Linked DNA regions of Homo sapiens: all the other regions are linked to region 2. Evidence: chromatin contacts called from ENCODE Hi-C or POLR2A ChIA-PET data. All regions are on one chromosome and are shown on one strand. Each heading gives the region's core, a stretch centred on a gene start or an enhancer-like site at or near the end of the contact. The rest is flanking DNA. Distances are from core to core; before and after follow the strand shown. Region 1 overlaps AUTS2 (activator of transcription and developmental regulator AUTS2). Region 2 overlaps AUTS2 (activator of transcription and developmental regulator AUTS2). Region 3 overlaps AUTS2 (activator of transcription and developmental regulator AUTS2).

Region 1 (4,642 bases), core at 1,127-3,626, 45 kb after region 2:
ACATCTCCTTATTGACTCTAGTGAAAAGTCAGAAAACCATGGGGGTTTATGTAACTCCCAGCCTTCTCTCCCATCAAACTGGTCTTCCATCCTGTCCTGTACCTTTCCAAGGGTAAAATGAAAATACATTTCACAGAACACTGAAGATGGGGTGGGAGTTATATGGCACAGCTAGGTAATTAACATCTATCAAGTTCCTTCCATTTGCCAGACACTGTGTTAGGCACTTTACTTCCCTTTTTTCTTCTTTGATCCTCCCAACAACCTATAAAGCAGATATCACTTACCTCACTTTATAGGCAAGAAAATCAAGTCACAGAGAGAAATCCACCCAAAGTTCTACTTCTAGCGAGCCTTCAATCTCAAGTTTGTTTGTGGTTATACCTAACCTCTTTCTTCTAATCTTTATTGCTCATCTAGCTCAAAGGGTTTGGGTCAATGCTGATAACAATGTCAAACATTGTGCTTTTATTCATGCACTCGTCCTACAAATATTTACTGGGTATGTATACTAAATATACTATACATTGTAAGGCTTGCCATTCTAAAGGACCTACGTGGTGGAGGAATAGCAAAGGCAGCCAAAGAAGCTTGACAGGGCAGGGTGTGTTCAGCAAATGTGTGCATGGGGCCTTAGAGAGGTGGAGAAGAAACAAAGCAGGAGGCAAGACTACAAGATGGTGGACAGACATATTGTCAAGGGCCTTGGGTGCCCCTGTACACTAAGGAAACTGTGCTTGGTCATAAGTCAACAAGAGGTAGAGAGTGAAAGACAAGAGATCAGATGGGAGATGGGAATGCAACAGGAAGATGCAGTAAGGTCACAGAAGAGAGGGAGGAGGACACAAAATAGAGACCATAGAGAGTATAACCTGGAAAAAGAATGGGAACCCCAGCTGGGTCCACATAGTCTTAGCAGGACACAGAGAAGGGTAAAGGGGAAGGTGGCTGTCATGAAGTTAAAGGAACGTTCAGTGGGAGTGAAGGCATAGGAGAGGTGAAAGCAGAGAGGAGGCTGGTCAGATGGTGAAGGAGAGTTCAAAATCTTATAGGTGGACCCCTTTCTGAGTAAAGATGAGATTGAAGGTTTGGTCGTTTGTGTCGATTCTGAAACAGCAAGGATCTTCACTGAATATGAAGAAGTCAATTAATCACTTTAACACAAGGTTTCCCAGGGTGCAAGTTCTCTTTACACAAGTCCAATATAGTGTGTTGAATAATGCCTGGCTTTAGAATACCTACAGACAAGATGCTGGGGGAAGGAAGGACTCTGGAGAAGGAAACACCTACAAAATGGGTCCAATCATCTGAGCTGACAACCAAGCCCAACCACCTCATTCAGGAGTGAGCGAGGATTTAAACTTGTATGAATCATAACTTACCTCTTTCTAGGCCAGACCTGCCTAACCTACTGTCATGGCCAGAGCACTCAAACTGGCTGCACTTTCATCCAGGTCTCCCTGGACTAAGATTTCCAGACACGTTCTGATTAAAACAAGGTATAAGCACAGCTAACACGGCTTCCTATCCGAGGTTCCTAAATGAGTTTCTGAGAAAGACCTCATCTTTCCTTCTCAGGTTTGAACCATCTCATTATCTGAGGCATCTTCGTTAGCTGCCGAAGAGTTTTAACAAGTTTCTTGAGTTTTGTTTTGGGAGAAAAAAAAAAGAGGGGAACGGAGACAAGTACCAAAATAACCAGCTTTAACAAATGGCTACTGGTTTAAAAATAGTGCAGGGGTTTACGTTTTTGCCTTTATCTCAGTGGTTGACCTTGCTAATACAGTATGTAGATCTCTTGCCAACTAATCGGCCAACTGTAAAGCATGGCTTCAAGCTGTGGTCAATGATCTGTAACAGGAATGAATGAGAGGGTTTTAGCAGCCAGGATCTGTAGCCTACTATCTGTATCTGACAGCTGTCACCCTCTCTGCAGAGGCCAAGGCCTAGACCTTCATTTAAAAGCAGCATGGCTGATCAGATTACTGGGACAGTGTGTCAAAACTGACTGTGCTGAACTAGGGAGACAGAAAGTAAATCTATAAATAGCAGTCTTGCTGCCTCCATGAAGCACTGAAGGGTAACCAATATTGAGCAGCAAATGCAATGTTTAGTCTTTGCAGCCGGTGGGATACAAGTGCGGCCAGATCAGAAGTCTTGCTCTATGATATAATGTAATGGAAAGATCGGCTTTATGGGCAAGAATTTAAAAGAGTTACATTCTTGGCAATGGTAATGGTCGCAGAACAATAATTGGTTTGAACCAACTTTATGAGCTAACAAGGTTCCCTAGCACTTAATAATGTCCTCAGGGCACAGGGACTCAGCAAGTCACCTTTCCCATAACGTGCTGGCTGCCTGTTTCTGACAGTCCATGGGGACCGCCAGTGCTGAAACACAGAGAGTGATAAAATAAGAGGCTCTCCATTTGATATCTATTATAGATGTCAACTGGGTCTTCAACCAGAACAGCTGCACAAAGTACTTGGGGAGAGCGGAGCATCGTGAGGGTGAGTTATCTATAGACCATGCTGATAGCACGGCTCAGACACTGGACATCACTGGGTTATAAATGAGCCAGCTGACATTTTTATAGTATGTACCAACTCTTCCAAGAACCATTTGTCACTCTTCAAGGTTTCCGCTGATAAAACTGGGATGTCTAAAAATTTGTCAACAGCCACAGAAAGTAACCCTGAGGTCATGTCAGAGGGTGAAAAAGAATGTGCTTACTTGGCATTCTGCAAACACACAAATGGAACACTGGTGGCGACAGTGTTTCAAAGGTCTCTCCAGGTGGCAGAGTTCCCAGTTGGCTCTGGTCTCCCTGCCAAGGATGTGGACATGGAGATGGTGGATTCAGGAGCAGTGCATGATAACCAAGCCCTCACATACCTGGTCTGAACGAGAGACCTCAAACCCCAGCACAGCCACTGGGGCCTTGCAGATGAAGGAGACAGGTGTCCTGTGTGCCCACTTGAGAACAGTCCTCACTGCGATGGAGAAGATGGGGATGAGGCAAGTGATTTTTTTTTCCCCCAAAGTGCATCCAATTGCCCTGGCTCTTCTGTAAAAAGTTCACCTTGAACACTAAATTTCAAAAGTAGTAAAAACATTTAAAAAAGTAACAACTGCGAACACTTTAACACACCAGGCATTGAGAGCTTTATGTGTATATCCCATTCAATCCTCACAATCTGAAGAGCTAGGTACTCCCGTTATCCTTATTTTACAGATTAAAACCTGAGATACAGAATGGTTAAGGAAACTGCTCAAGGTCACACAGTTAGAGGAAAAGTCAGGATTCAAATTCAGGCAGGCTGGCTCCACAGCTAACACATGAACTCACATATTCCCCATAAAACAGTCTCCCCAAGAAGACACTATATTAGAAAGTGAACATGTGCAAAGAAAAGACCAAAGTGACTTATTCTGAACTATGTAGGAGTCAAAACATGAAGAAGAAAACAAAAAAGACCATCTGCTCCGATGGCTCTATGACTCCGAATAAACTCTTTCTGCAACATTTGCTAAGCATACATTTCCTAAGCACCTCTATCTCCAGGTACCATGTTAAGCTGAGAGGTACTAAAGTGTGTGAGAAACAGACTCTGAGAAACCCAGTCTAGTGTTGTTGCTCATATGGTGCCTCTATTCTGGAGATCCTAGAGAGCTATACCCTCACTGGCATTTGCTTTGGCCTCTTCAGACATTAAAAAACAGCTTTACCTAAAGAACACACCTGGGGGGTCAGGGCACACTGTGGGAGGAGCGCCCTTAGTGCAGTTCCCAGGTCCATGGAAAACAATCACCAGGAAGTGCTTTGAACGAAAATGAGTTGATGAACCCTCAAGCTAACACTCAGGCCTCCCTACGCCATTGCTGCTGGCCATTTTGGGGCTTCTGCCGGCACTGTGTACTGCCCAGAGAGTGGAATGAGCCCAATTAAAAAGTCACATGTGTTCCCTGGCTTTAAAAGTGACACACTGGTTTTCTGTCACTATCTCTTGGAATCACTGATGCTGGAGCTGTGAGGGATAACTAGAGATCATTTAATTCAACCTCCTTTATTTAATGGATCAGAAAAGCAGGGCCCCCAAAAGGTTAAGTGGCTTGCCCAAGGACAAAGAGCCAGAGAGTGGCAGAACCAGGATAGGACCCAGGTCTGGGCACTCTCAATGGAAATTTTTTTTGATGACCCCATACTGCTGTCCATGGAATGGATGCAGTACTCTGAAATCAGTAAATTCAATCAAGTCAAATGTATGTTTTGAAAAAAGTCAAGAATGAAGAAATAGAGTTTGAAGAACATTCAACATTCATGAGGTGTGCCCATTTCAGGTCACTGGAGACATTTCTCTGGTGCAAAGGTTTTCCTAATAAAGGGTTTCATTGGCCAGTTGGATCGAGACATGAACACACTGATATTTTGCTTCTAGCAATACCTTAAACCCCCAGTTAGGCAAGTATAAAAAACGGCAATGGCCTTGAGAGTGCAGCATGGTTTATACATGGCATACACATCTTTGAGGATTTGGAGAAATCTACAAGGGATCCAATGCTTTTCCACCTATTGACATTTACAAAGCAGTTTAAATCATGCATGAGAGGCCTCAGGCACATGCAGTTCACAAAACATAAC
Region 2 (4,551 bases), core at 528-3,027:
ATGGTACCTCAGCACTCAGCCAGGGAGAAGAGCGTGGGGTCTTTAGGCTGGCACTTGGGCTTAGATCCTGGAGCCTCCACGTGGTAGCTATTAGCTGCTGAGAGGCTCTGAGCCAGGGGCTTCACCTGCCACATGGGGCTGGTGAGCATGCTTCCCAACTGCACTGTCAGAAGGAGATAAGACCCCTGTGTAAGAGTTTTAGCATAAGGCCTAGCACTGGCTTCATGTTAGCAATGATTCTTCCTCTTGTTCCCTCCACTTCTCAGTGAACTCACTAACAGAATAGGGAAAATCTGAAGAAGATGTACAGAAGCTAATTCATTTGCACCTTTTTTGTTGTCTTTTTGGAGAAATCCCTCCTTTATCTCTGCTAAAAGAAAAGTTTCTGGGCTGCATGTGGTGGCTCACGCCTGTAATCCCAGCAATTTGGGAGGCCAGGGTGGGCAGATCACTTGAGGTCTGGAGTTCGAGACCAGCCTGGGCAACATGGCAAAACCCTACCTCTCTGAAAAATATAAAAATGAGCTCGGCAAGGTGGCCAGCACCTGTAATCTCAGCTACTCGGGAGGCTGAGGTGGAGAATCGCTTGATTCTGGGAGGTGAAGGTTGCAGTGAGCCAAGATCGCACCATAGCACTCTATCCTGGGCAACAGAGCAAGACAAAAAAAAAATTTGAACAGAACACACTGCCGTTTTGCACTGTCCCCAAACTCTTATTAGGACACCTGTATACCTGGTGAAAGCAGCACAGTTGACCTCTACCTACGCCAACTAAGGGCCACATACATGTTGGTGTGTGATGGCTCCTAAAGAGAATAAATGCTTTTCCAACAACAACAACAACAACAACAACAACAACAACAACAAGCCATAAATCTTCTAGAGGTTTTTTTTTTCTAAGCCTGAAAGTCAACTGAGAAAAATCTAGACTTTTCCTGCACCTTGTGAGCAGAGCAGTGACTAAAGACATTGCTTCCCCAGAGGGGCCTCTCAAGCCTCTGCTCCCTTTATGCAAGATTCTGGTACATGGGAGGGAAGTCTTAGTTCGACAGAAGTTGTATCTGGCAATGGGTGTGCTGGAAGGTCCACCTGAGCAAGGATCCAAAGACCAGCCGCTTCTTTTTTCCCTGCAGGTATTTCTAACAAGTACACACACATCCAGGACTACTGGTGTTTCCTGCTCCACCCTCATCCCTGCCACCCACTCTTCCACCCCATCACCCAAGGCAGATGTGCCATCTCCTTTCCAACTACAGAAGACGGAACTCATGATAAATCTTCCTGATGTCACCGACCTAGAGCCTGGGAAAGGAAAAAGACGACAGGGGAAATGGTCCTGTATTAACCTCAATGTAGCCAGCCAATTGTTCTTCATCCAGCGTTCGTAATTTTTATTTCTAGAGAGCTACCCTGGGAAGGCCTAAGCAGATGAGCCACACCGTCCAAGCTGTGAGTTCAGCCAGTGTCCAGTCTGGAAGGCAGAGAACAATGCGTGTGTGATCCTGAGCTGGGCTGCCTGGGGTGCTGGTGCAGGTTAGCCCTGCAGCCGGCCAGCCTCTGGGCCCCTGCCAGGCTGCCGACCAGCCAGGGGAAGTGAATGTGCTCAGCGTGAGAGTGCCAGCTGGCTAGGCTTTCTCCCCAGGGGGGAGGCTGTAAGCACAGATTACCAGTGACTTTGTTCAGTTCTGCTGCCGTGCTCCCCGAGGAGAGGAACATCACAGCCCAGCATCAGTACTAATAGGCCCTGATGCGCCAGACCCAGGCTAAGAAGGCCAGCGTGGGGGTGGGGGTGCAGCAGAGAGGAGGACAAAAGCCACGCCTCTGAAGCTGTCAACTGGCTCTGAGGCTGACAAGGAAGCACTCTCTGCAGCAAGTTCCAATCCCTGCCGCAGGAAGGAATAATTTCACCACTTTCTCACTATTTACTGTCCACAGCAAAAAGAAACCCCCACACCTCCACTTAGCACCATCGTGAGCATCCCTAGAGTCCAATAAATTACAGAAGAGAAACTAAAACTTTCCTTTGCTTCATTTCAAGGGCCTGTGACTGTGAAGTCACATGAGCTGCCACATCCAAGGCGTTGTCATGGAGACAGTGGTGGTTGCATAAATGATGTTGGTCCCCACTTTCATAAAAAAAAAAGTAATTTAAATTTTTATGTATAAGACCAGTTCATTAGACTGAGAAATTAAATTGATAATTTCTTATTTTTTTCCTTTCCCAGAGGAATTTCTGAGGAGAGCTGTAGACTAGCTTGTATGAAAGTTTGGTGGGATTTGGGCAGTAAGACATCAACTGGCCAGTGAGGATGTGCAGGATTAGCCAGCCAGTCTCATCTCTGACTTCAAACTGGTTTCTTCCAAGAAACAAAGATGGCTCCCTCCCTGGCTTCACAGCCCTGGCTCCCTGTTTAGCCGCCACCCACTAACTACCCTAGCCTTCATTTGGGGCATGCTGTAATTCATTTGGAGCTTGGGATTTTTGTCACTTTTAGGTACTACTGGGACACTAAACTAAAAATCAGTGCGTAAGTGGATGTGAATGCATGTTGATGAAAAGGTAGGCAGGTGCACACTGAAGCCCAATTTGACCACAAGAGTGATTAACTAGTCATGTCGCCCTGTCTGGAAGACTCCAAGGAGCCAGGGATCATGTTCTGATTAATTTCTCTTCTCGCATCTATGGATCTTGCTTTGTTCCATTCCCCTCCTATTTAGGGGCCTCCTCTCACCAACCCCTCTCTCTGAGTGACATCCAGGCATCTATATCATCTGGGCTCAGCAAAAAGCCTCCTCCCTGCTCTCCTTCTTCTGTCCATCCCTGGGGTCAACACTGTCACAGTGGGACTTACTGAGGCCATCCACTCTCGGCAACCCTCCCCTCTGCTCTCCTGTGGCCTGCCTCTGAAGTCCCCAGCCTGGGAGGAGGGAGACTTAATGAGTTCTCACCAGGGTCAATCCCTAACAAAACACACCTAACACAATACCCTCCTCATCTCCTTTCATAATATGTAGGCAAGCTGTCATCAGAATCTACTATGACACTCCGAAAATCTAATATTACTTGCAAAACAGCATTCTATATTCTCAGTGGAAATGTCTCTACAGCCTTGATTTCAGTGGCTCAATCTAGAAAAGAATGATGCACTTTTAAGGCAAAAAATACACACACACACACACACACACACACAGACACACACACATATATGTATATATATGCCTCTCCAACCTTTTTTCCTCTTGCTATTCTGGGGCTTGTCTTTAATGAGCAGCTCCAAATGACAGCTTTAATCACTGCCTCTGGCCACTGAAAGAGGCCGCTAATGATAGGAAAGAACATAGGGCCATTTGCATCAATCAGCTCCAGTCTAAATCACTTTTTATGATAATGCACCCAAGCGAAGAAGAAAGTCTCTGATGTCGCCTGCATGATGATGTACCACCGCGCTGTCTCCCTAGCTCAGACCTCCACATAAATCTCTTAAAGAGGCATGCACCCCACCCTGGACTGCCTGCCCAGCACTGCCCTCATTTTCTACACCATTAATGATCCACCACCAGGGCAGAGTCACAAGGGTCTAAGCAATCTGTTCCTTTAGTTCCTGTTCTTGGGGATATACCTTCTGATTTAAAAAAAAAATGTAGAAAAGAAGAAATAAATCCTAACCCACTTAGGACAGAACTGCTTATGACATGATCTCATTTTGTTTGCTTTGTAACCTCTCAAATAAAAGTGAGGGTGGATACATTGCCAAACTTGGTATTTGTTAGTCTCCTTGAAATGGAAGGTCATGCTGTATGACAAGAACAATGAGGTCTGGGTTCCAGCCCTGTGCCACCCAGGCCACTGTGACCTTGGGTAGGTCTTGTTGGACTTACTGGACCTCAGTTTCCTCAACTTGAAGGACAATACTAGATCATCTCCAGGGTTCACATCCGGTGGTAAAATACTCTGACTCTAAGACTATTTAGGAGAGCTGATCTGCATGTCTAGAATCCCATTCTGCTGGGAAAAAAGGTTGACTCTGCCTCTTCCTGGACCAGAGGTTTGAGCAACCACAGCTGACGATGTCAGATGCAGTGATCTGCTATCTCTACAGGGACTCTCTGTAAGCCAGAAGCCTGGAGATGACTTCCAATATTTTGCATTAACTAAAAAAAAATTATTAAACAACTGCAACTATTAAACAGTCAATTCTGATGCTGAGATGGTTCAAACACAGAATACATAAAATACGTATTCTTTATAGAACAAAGAAGGCTATGGTACTTTTCTCCTTTCCCTAAAACTACAAAAATCTATTAGCAGCTAATAATCTGGGGTCATTTGTTCCCGTGTTAAAGTCAGGAGCAGATGTTTTCTGCTACTTCGAGTATAACAACCAATGCACACATTTGTGTATACATTATACACACTCCAGAAGGTTTCCAATTTATTATTTGTATATTTAGAGAAATGCTTCAAGTAAGCCCATTTCTAAGGCCCCCTTTGTAGAAACTATGACTACTCTAATGAGTACGACTCTCAGCACATCACTGAAGTCACTATTC
Region 3 (4,636 bases), core at 484-2,983, 54 kb before region 2:
AGAACTTAGCCCCAATTTCCTTTCCTCACTCTGTAATAATGCTGACAAATCTTATTCTCAGCTAGATGAAAATTTTCAGCCTCCTTATTCAACACTTTCTGTTTTCTGACACATGCATATGAGGATCGGGGCTAATATGTGGATGGAATCAATTTATAATTTGACTAAGACGCTGCAGAAAGAAAGGAAGTAATAACAATAATCATTTCATTTGTAAGCCTTCCTTCCCCACCTAGGCTCTTGGTGTGCAGAAAAGGCAATTAAAACAGGGTTCAATTAAAAATACCATAAAACAGAAATCAAATAAAATATTAAAAAGCCAAAGTGCCATTGTTAAATAAGTGTTTGTGAGAGGAGGTCCTCAGACAGTAACAGTCTACAGAGACCAGGCAGCGTGTAGCGTAGCAGGGACGGGGTGTGCCTGAGGTGCGCCTACAGTGAACGTTACTTTGTGGTTTTAGCGCCAAACCTCTGTTTTGTTGAAGAGTAAAAAATAAGGCCCTCCTTGGCCACTCTACAAGTATGTGAATCATATTCATTTTACCCTTTGAATTCTTCCATGCCCTGTTTAACCCTGGCTCCTTCGCTTTAGAAAGGCACATTCCCTATTAACCTGTGTGAGATGCGATGTGCATCTGTTTGAATCTGCTAATTGTGTTCGTTTTTCTGCCTGGTACAATGCTGAAGCATCCTCAGAGCCCTTGTGCCAAAGAAGAATCAAATAAGAAACGCACAGAAAATGCAGTAATTATGGCTATTCACACGATGACTTCAACTCTCAAAGGAGAGACAAGAAATGGACTAACTCTGATTGTGACTTTTATTAAATATCTGAAAAGAAATAATTATGTGCAGACAGCATGATGTACAAAATAGAGAGGTTTACGAGACCTGGGTTTTAATCCTACTTGTGTGACCTTAGGCAGGTCATTTCAATCTCTCTGAGCCTCAGTTCCCTCACCTATAATTCGAGGGTGCTGGACTAAATGCACTGAAGTCCCTTTCTGCTCTAAAATTCTCTGCTTCTATGTGTCAACACAGAGCACAGGCACTTTCTCTGCTGAACCCTTGTGTCCCTCTGTAGGGCAGAAGAAAGCCAGAGAAACAAGATCCTTAGAAGTCTATAATCTGAATAACCAGAAGGGATGTAATTAAAATCAGGGTTCTGTTCCCACAAACACACCCAAGCATCTTCCCATAAAAAACACTGGGGTAATGAACGAACCTGCAAACCACACGTTGCCGCCCTCCAGGCCCTGCCAGGCTTAGATGTGAGCCTGACTCGGGAATCCAGGCTGTTGTCCTCACCTCAGAGACAGCGAGCCTCACTTCTGACCGCTGTTCGGGTGTGTTTTAGCCCATGGCTCTTAGTGAGACAGCGGCATTTTCAAGTCATGTAGGGGCACGAATACATTTCTGGAATTTTACAAATCATTACGACAATGAAAAGAAAATACAAGGGGACTGCTTGTATCAGAAAATTCCCCTATCTGTCCCAAAGCCTCCTTTTTCTCTCTTCGCCTGTAAGGGATTGCCATAGAGCAGGTGCCAAATTACTTTCTTGGGAACCTGGCTCTCCTCTCCCCAGCCACCACCACCCTCCCCAGGGAAGCGTGCCTTACTGCCCAAGCCCTCTAGCGCTGAGGCATTCCACAGGCTGGGCCAGCCCCTGGCACCATTCTGACAAGAGTAAAGTCTATTTTCGGAATTCCCCTCCACTTTTAACACCCTTATGTCATGCGTTCACCCAGACTGGCCTTGTGGCCCAGAAATTATATTTGTCCTGTTAACTGCCTAACGTGATAAACTTAAGGTGCCCCAGCTGGGGAATTTGAGGCCACTTGGGGACAGCCTGGGAGGTCTGTTTTAGCAGAACATGCCTGTCAGGATCTCTAGATAACATCAGGGAAAGGTGTTCGCAATCACACATGACAAACGAGGTCCAGTAGGAGAGGCCTGAGAAAGATAACAAGGTCTCAGATATTTCTAGAATAAGTTCATTCAGGGCAAGCACTGTGTTTGGTTGTCTTAGTCATTGCCATGGGTTTACCACAGGGAGCTGGCAATTTGGGGGTCTTTCACATTTGATGAGCTGAATCCACTGACTGATAACTGATGAGAGTCTTCTGTGCAACGTTGCCACTCAAAGATGTGGTCCTGGGGCCAGCAGCACTGGCACTGCCTGGGAGCTTTTTAGAAATGCAGAATCTGGCTGGGCGCGGTGGCTCATGCCTGTAATCCCAGCACTTTGGGAGGCTGACGCAGGCAGATCATCTGAGGTCCGGAGTTCAAGACCAGCCTAGCCAACATGGTGAAACCCATCTCTACTAAAAGTACAAAAATTAGTTGGGCGTGGTGGCACACACCTAAAGTCCCACCTACGTGGGAGGCTGAGGCAGGACAACCACTTGGACGCAGGAGGTGGAGGCTGCAGTGAGCTGAGATTGTGCCACTGCACTCCATCCAGCCTAGGTGAAAAAAGAAATGCAGAATCTCATGCTCCACCCTGGACCTGCTCAGGCAGAATGTGCATTTTAGGGAGACCCCCAGTGATCGTGATGCATGCTAGAGTTTGGGAATTACTACCTACCATACTAAGAAGGGGCCGAGAATTAGGTCCAAAGACCGCAATGGTGGCACATTTAGGATTAACTCTGGAGGAAGAACATAAAATCAGATTTGGACTGCATTCAGATTTTACAAATTTGGTAATGCTAAAAACTAAACCCTGATTTTAAGCAGGAGCCCAAAGGTGTCATGAACAGGTGTCCTCATTTACAAATTCAGCCATCTGTGTTAAGTCAGCAGAATTTCCCTGAGTTAGAAAATTGGATCCCAGTCTTACCAAAGTTTTGAAGAAGCATCAGCAATGGGCCAACAAGCTCTTTTCCACATTCCTTTGGTAACCTGCCAGTTGATCAGTTTTAAACGCAAGTGTGTGCCTGGCTGAAGCTTACTTGGATTTTCTTCCCAGTATTTGTTAGTGAAAGGCTAAGAAAAGGAAAAGAAGTGTGAAGGCGATTTCTTTGGGGGCCTTGTGTCAATCTTCCAAGGGGTAGTTTGAATCTCTCAAATCAGCCCAGTGAGAGATTTCTTTATTGGTTTTGCTTTTTGGGCTGGATTAATAAATCCCAGTTTCTTTCTCAGCACAGGTATATTTTTCATCTGCTGATGATGGGAGAAAGCCTCTTGCTCACATCTGTATTATAATAAATGCATTATAAATGAGTAAGTAGGAAACAGTAAGGAAATGATGTTTTACTTTTAAATGCTAATTACGAAGCCCTGGTGCAGTTAATGTGCGGGGTGTTCTGTCAATTTTTAATGTTTATGCCAAGTGTAGTCTTCAATTTAACATGAGCTTTTAATCCTTTGAGTACTAAATTGCCTTTTAATGCTTGCCGAACAACACTGTGTTTGCACAAAGTCAGGTCTGAAAAATGTATTTAGTACAAGGTGTGTTGTGGAAAGGCAGAGAGAAGAGGGGGGAAGGAAACTTTTTTTTTTTTTTTTTTTAAGAAGACGGCACTAGGAACACAGCTCCCTGCTCCCTTCAACAACATCATTCTCTATTCTTTCTGAGGTTGCTGGGAGTGATGCTCTCCTGTTGCTGATTTAACCCTGCAGTAACAGCTTCCAGCTCCCAGGAACACAATCAGCCCTAGGGTACACCTTGCACCATCAAAAAGACTATAGCAGAAACAGTTGCAAAGGAGGGGGCTATGGCTGTTTTCTGACTACCCTCCCGGCATACACCAAACTCAAAGAGAGAGGAGCTGCAGGTGTCCTTGGGGGTGCACAGAAATTTCCTACACCCAGACATATATAAAAAAAAATGTGGTGGGAAAACGTGAACATTTCCTATAATTAAAAGGACTAGAGGTTTTGAGACAGGAAGAAGGGCAGGAGAAAGCACAGAGACAGAGAGATAGTGGAATGACAAAGTTAGATGGGTCTCAGGACAGTTTCTGCTGGACATCACTACATAGGTGGGTATTTGCCAACTGTCGCCTTCTTCCAGTCGTGGAAACAACACCCAAATCTCTGTCTGTCCTGTAATCTAAGTCTCCCTTCCAGAACCGATTTCTCTTCTACTCCAGGACACCACCTTGAATTCCTCATTGCTTGTCTAACTTCTTCATGCCACTAAGCTCTGTATAAAAATAGCAAATACCTCCATATCACTTAGTGTCGTGCTGGATGCTGTTCCAAGTACTTAAACATATTAACTCTTTTAATCCTTTCAGTAAACCATAATGCCATTATCATTATTCCCATTTTGCAGATGAAGAAATTGGGGCACAGAGAGGGCAAGTAACTTGCCTTAGCTCACACAGCCAATAAGGGGTGAGTCCAGGATTTGAATCCAGGCCATCTGATTCCAGAGTTCTGTGTTGTCAACCAGCTCACAATGCTACCACCACAATCTGTCACGGCACCTTATCATCTGGGCATCTTCCACTTGTCAGTAAGCTCCAGCTCAGAGGCCCCCAGCCGCCAGTGGAGCCCTTCTTGATGCTGACTCCTCTGTCAGCCACATGCATCCTGGGAAAGCTGGTAATGTTGCACTGTTTATGGGTTTGTGTTCACATTACAGTTGTCCCTTGGTATATGTGAAGAATTGGTTCCAGGACAC

The links. Hi-C counts contacts between places; a loop is a spot of excess contacts on that map. ChIA-PET counts read pairs that join two places held with the same protein, here RNA polymerase II (POLR2A). Pooled maps may share reads with other maps.
Region 1: a loop to region 2 is called in a pooled map, with 2.0 times the contacts of the local background. The contact joins two enhancer-like sites. A Hi-C loop is called at or near these places in 1 of 168 maps with a recorded cell type or tissue (posterior vena cava) and 2 of 50 pooled maps. POLR2A ChIA-PET finds 5 or more read pairs at or near these places in 5 of 52 experiments (A673, AG04450, H1 and 2 more).
Region 3: a map of cardiac septum shows a loop between it and region 2 (6-fold over the local background). The contact joins two enhancer-like sites. A Hi-C loop is called at or near these places in 6 of 168 maps with a recorded cell type or tissue (GM20431, cardiac septum, gastrocnemius medialis and 3 more) and 4 of 50 pooled maps. POLR2A ChIA-PET finds 5 or more read pairs at or near these places in 2 of 52 experiments (BJ and activated T-cell).

What each region holds. Positions count from the first base shown.
Region 1 is chr7:70,566,930-70,571,571 of GRCh38, reverse strand. The region is part of intron 5 of AUTS2 (activator of transcription and developmental regulator AUTS2); the gene reads right to left. It overlaps LOC124901669 (a long non-coding RNA gene), which reads right to left. Exons shown (of 2, transcript XR_007060376.1): 1 at 1-4,642. Among named protein-coding and RNA genes, the nearest start is that of GALNT17, 560 kb to the left of the region's middle. Within about 2 kb of position 2,376, at least 6 of the 41 ENCODE cell types and tissues checked have a DNase peak (open chromatin) inside an H3K27ac peak, as active enhancers do.
Region 2 is chr7:70,611,882-70,616,432 of GRCh38, reverse strand. All of the region lies in intron 5 of AUTS2 (activator of transcription and developmental regulator AUTS2), which reads right to left. Among named protein-coding and RNA genes, the nearest start is that of GALNT17, 520 kb to the left of the region's middle. RefSeq lists an enhancer at 1,583-2,115. Within about 2 kb of position 1,777, at least 11 of the 41 ENCODE cell types and tissues checked have a DNase peak (open chromatin) inside an H3K27ac peak, as active enhancers do; they include gastrocnemius medialis, where a contact is called at or near this core.
Region 3 is chr7:70,665,853-70,670,488 of GRCh38, reverse strand. The region is part of intron 5 of AUTS2 (activator of transcription and developmental regulator AUTS2); the gene reads right to left. Among named protein-coding and RNA genes, the nearest start is that of GALNT17, 460 kb to the left of the region's middle. Within about 2 kb of position 1,733, at least 6 of the 41 ENCODE cell types and tissues checked have a DNase peak (open chromatin) inside an H3K27ac peak, as active enhancers do; they include gastrocnemius medialis, where a contact is called at or near this core.